Regions from separate parts of the Homo sapiens genome. Here region 1 is linked to region 2. Evidence: read pairs that join two places in POLR2A ChIA-PET (ENCODE). Cell type or tissue: Caco-2. All regions are shown on one strand.

Region 1 (2,500 bases), 370 kb before region 2:
AGAGCTTGAAGACTGGCTCTCTGAAATAATTCAGTCAGAGAAAAATAAAGAAAAACAATAAAGAAGAATGAACAAAACCTCTGAGAAATATAGGCTTATGTAAAGAGACCCAGTGTATGACTCATTGGTGTGCCTGAGAGACAGAAAGAGAAACTAAGCAACTTGAAAAACATATTTCAGGATATCGTCCATGAAAATTTTTGCCAACTCACTAGAAAGGCCAACATTCAAATTCAGGAATTGCAGGGACAGGGAAGCCATGCAAAATACTACACAAGAAGACCATCCCCAAGACACATAGTCATCAGATTTTCCAACAACAAAATGAAAGAAAAACGTTAAAGGCAGCTAGAGAGAAGGGACAGATCACCTACAAAGAGAATCCCATCAGGCAAACAGCAGACATTTTAGCAGAAATCCTACAAGCTAGAAGAGATTAGAGACTATATTCAGCATTTTTAAAGAAAAAAAATTTAACCAAGAATTTCATATTCAGCCAAAGTTTTACAAACAAAGGAGCAATAAGATCCTTTTCAGACAAGCAAATGCTAACAGAAATTGTTACTGCCAGACTTGCCTTACAAGGATTCCTGAAGAAGGTGCTAAATATGGAAAGGAAAGACTGTTACCAGCCACTACCCCCCCAAAAAACCGCAAAACTTAAGTGACACTATAAAGCAGGAACACAAACAGCCTGCATCATTACCAGCTAACAACATGATGACAGGATCAAATCCACACATATGAGGGCTAACCTTGAATGTAAACAGGCTAAATGCCCCAATTTGAAGGCACACAGTGGCAAGTTAGATAAAGAGGCAAAACCCAGTGGTACGCTCTCTTCAAGAGACCCATGTCACATGCAATGACACCTATAGGCCCAGAGTAAAGGGATGGAGAAAAATCTATCAAGCAAATGGAAAATGGCAAATAGGAGTTGCTATTCTAATTTCACACAAAACAGACTTTAAACTAACAATGATTCAAAAAGACACAGAAGAGAACTAAATAATGATAAAGTGCTCGATTCAACAAGAAGACCTGTTAAATATATACACACCCAAAACAGGAGCACCCAGATTAATAAAGCAAGTTCTTAGAGACCTGTGAAAAGATTTAGATAACTACACAATAACAGTGGTAGAATTTAACACCCCACTAACAGTGTTAGACAGATCATTGAGGCAGAAGACTAACAAAGACATTTTGGACCTTAACTCAACACTTGACAAAATGGACCTGATAGACATCTACAGAATTCCCCACCCAAAAACAACAGAATATACATTCTTCTCATCTATGCATGTCACATATTCTAAAATTGACCACACAATTGGACATAAAACACCCCAGCAAATACCAAAAAAACCCAAACTCATACCAACCATACTTTCAAACCACAGTCCAACAAAAATAGAATCAATGCTAACAAAATTACTCAAAACCATACAATTAAATGGAAATTAAACAATCAGCTCCAGAACAATTTCTGGGTAAACAATAAAATTAAGGCAAAAATCAAGAAATTCTTTGAAACTAATCAGAGGGCCGAGCGTGGTGGTTCATGCCTGTAATCCCAGCACTTCGGGAGGCCGAGGCGGGCAGATCATGAAGTCAAGAGATTGAGACCATCGTGGCCAACATGGTGAAACCCCATCTCTACTAAAAATACAAAAATTAACTGGGCGTGGTGGCGCATGCCTGTAGTTCCAGCTACTGAGTAGGAGACTGAGGCAGGAGAATTGCTTGAACCTGGGAGTCAGAGGTTGCAGTGAGCTGAGATCGTGCTACTGCACTCCAGCCTGGCAACAGAGCGAGACTCCATCTCAAAAAAAAAAAAAAAAAAATTAATTAGAAAAACATACAACATACAAGAATCTCTGGGACACAACCAAATCAGCGTTAAGAGGGAAGTTTGTATCACCAACCACCCACATCAAAAAGTTAGATCACAAGTTAACAACCTAACATCACAACTAGAGGAACTAGAGAAACAAGAGCAAACTAACCCCAAAGCTAGCAGAAGGCAAGAAACAACCAAAATCAGAGCTAAACTAAAGGAGATTGAGATGTGAAAAACCATACAAAAGATCAATGAATCCAGGAGCTGGATCATTGAAAGAATCAGTAAGATAGACTGCTGGCTATACTAATAAGTAAAAATGAGAGAAGATCCAAATAAACACAACCAGAAATAACAAATGGGATTACCACTGATCCCACAGAAATACAAAAAACCCTCAGGGACTATAACAAACATCTGTATGCACACAAGCTAGAAAACCTAGAAAAAATGGATAAATTCCTGGAAACATACAATCTCCCAAGATTGAACCAGGAAGAGATTGAATCCCTGAACAGACCAATAATGAGTTCCAAAATTGAATCAGTAATAAAAAGCCTACCAACCAGAAAAAGCCCAGGACTATATGAATTCACAGCCAAATTCTGCCAGATGTACAAGAAAGAGCTTGTGCCATTGCTTCAGAAAGTATTCAAG
Region 2 (2,500 bases):
ACTTATGGCTGAAGAAGAAGAATGCTAGCTATTTTATTCTGTGCAATCTCAAGAGTTCTACAAAGGTACTGCCCAAACAAATACTTCCTGATCCATGCATGTGAAGTAGTCATTACCCGAGAAGAAAGGTGAAAAATTATGTAACTGTTCTTTTTTTTTTTTGAGATGGAGTTATGTTCCTGTTGCCCAGGTTAGAGTGCAATGGCACAATATTGGCTCACTGCAACCTCCGTCTCCCGGATTCAAGGGATTCTCCTGCTTCAGCCTCTGGAGTAGCTGGGATTACAGGCACCCACCACCAGGCCCAGCTACCTTTTTGTATTTTTAGTAGAGATGGGGTTTCACCATGTTGGCCATGCTGGTCTTGAACTCCTGACCTCAGGTGATCCACCCACCTCGGCTTCCCAAAGTGCTGGGATTACAGGCATGAGCCACCATGTCTGGCCAAATTATATAACATTTTAACTACTAATCAGATATTCACTTATCAGTCCTCTTTCAAATATATACTTAAAACTTCCAAGTTTTTGGAGCCTTTCCTTGGTTCATGTTTGGGTCTGGAACATATAGACATAGTCAATATATAATTGAATAAATGACTGGCTGACTGAATAAACCTCTAGCTCTAAATATAAAAGCATTGAGATCAGGAAACATCACTGTTCTCTATCTTAAAAATAATAAAAACGTAATAAGGAAAAAAGCATTAGGAAAAGGTTTTTTTTTGCCACTAGATTCTAAGTGGTAACATAGAATTTGAAGAATCAGAAGCATGTGAAAAGAGTGACTTAGTTGTATCTGGGTGTGGCTGAGAAAGAATTTTTCTCCCCTTTCATCTTTTAATCTCCATCAGACATTGCTCCTCTCAGGTAGCCTGAGAATGAAGCTATTTACTTCTGTCTCATTAGTTCTTCTTTGATCCTGACAGCTGCAGTCAATACAAAAGAAATGCCACAGCCCCAGGAAAAGATTCCAATGTCCCCACGTGGAGGACGTGCAGAGACAGCATCATTCTTTGTCTCCCACATTCTTATCTACCTGGTGACAGGACAGTGACTTCTGCCCCCTTCTCTCTCACTAATAAGTAGCTAGTCAACATGATTAGTATAGCCTCATTCCAAAATAGCTACATGTCTCACTAGGGGTCCTAAAAGATAAGAACAGAGCTTCTAGTTTAAATTGTATTGTATTTACTTAGTTTTTAGAGATGACAGAAGAAAAGTGGGATTACTTACCTCCTCAAGAAAAACCTTACAACTGTAACAAATGAATAAACATGGGGAAGAGAAACAAAAGGCCAAAAAGGCAATGGGATATGGTAAGAATATAATTTTTCTTTAAATAACAGTATATGAACATTGTGTCCAAATTTAATCATCGGGCACTGTTAATATTGAAAAAATTATGGAGATTGAGAATGATGACAGAAAAATGTAAACTTTTCCATTTTAAAAAAGTGGAAAAGAAACAGTGCTTCATTATTTTCCTACTAAAGTCTAGAAAGATTATTAACAGATGATTTGTATGCAAGAAGAGAGCAGTGATAGGCCGGGCACGGTGGCTCACACCTCTAATCCCAGCAATTTGGGAGGCCGAGGCGGGCGGATCACCTGAGGAACGGAGTTCAAGACCAGCCTGACCAATATGGAGAAACCCCATCTCTACTAAAAATACGAAATTACCTGGGCGTGGTGGCACATGCCTGTAATCCCAGCTATTTGGGAGGCTTGCTTGAACCTGGGAGGCAGAGGTTGCGGTGAGCCGAGATGGTGCCATTGCACTCCGGCCTGGGTAACAAGAGCAAAACTCTGTCTCAAAAAAAAAAAAAAAAAAAGAGAGAGAGAGCAGTGATTAGTTGGAAGCAGAATTATTTCATTAAGTTTAAAACTTTTCTAACTTTTTCCCATAAAGTTAATAAAATCAGAGAAATACCATAGTCCTAAATATGGATATTACTGACATTTGGAGCCAGACAATTCTTTGTTACAGAGGCTTGTCCCATGCATTACAGAATGGTTAGCAGAATCCCTGGCCCCTCCCCACTAGAAGCTTGTAATCCCTTTCCTGTAATCATGACAACAAAAATATCTCCAGGTATTGCCAAATGTCCACTGGGAGCAAATCACCACTGTTTGAGAACCACTGCCTTAGACAGACACCACGCACCTTGATTTCAGCAAGACATCTCAGAAAATCTCCAATGAGATCCTGTGCAAAAGGCTGAAATACCTCACCTATCTGACACTCAACTGTTTGGGAAACTCATTTATTTTGAATATACGCAGGAGGAAACAAGGAAAGAAAACAGGATTTCTCGCTAGAATTCAAAGCATAACTCATAGGAAGGCTTTGGTTCCTCTCAGGAAGCACTTTCTCTCTCCTTTTTTTTTTGAGACGGAGTGTTTTTTGACAAGGAGCTCTTGTCTCCCAGGCTGGAGTACAATGGCACAATCTTGGCTTACTGCATCCGCTGCCTCTGGGGTTCAAGCGATTCTCCTGC

Evidence for each region. ChIA-PET counts read pairs that join two places held together with the same protein. Peaks named below come from ENCODE experiments on the same cell type or tissue, not always from the same donor. Only the 100,000 strongest peaks of a DNase experiment are listed, where the experiment ranks them.
Region 1: POLR2A ChIA-PET joins it to region 2 with 6 read pairs; 2 of 35 experiments call an interaction of 5 or more read pairs at or near these places.

What each region holds. Positions count from the first base shown.
Region 1 is chr12:7,609,547-7,612,046 of GRCh38, forward strand. No RefSeq gene overlaps it. Among named protein-coding and RNA genes, the nearest start is that of APOBEC1, 55 kb to the right of the region's middle. RefSeq lists a silencer at 694-894. In Caco-2, no CTCF peak of the experiment used is centred here; no DNase peak of the experiment used is centred here.
Region 2 is chr12:7,981,580-7,984,079 of GRCh38, forward strand. No RefSeq gene overlaps it. Among named protein-coding and RNA genes, the nearest start is that of SLC2A3, 47 kb to the left of the region's middle. RefSeq lists an enhancer at 277-1,476. In Caco-2, no CTCF peak of the experiment used is centred here; DNase peaks (open chromatin) are centred at 262, 1,012, 1,662 and 2,072.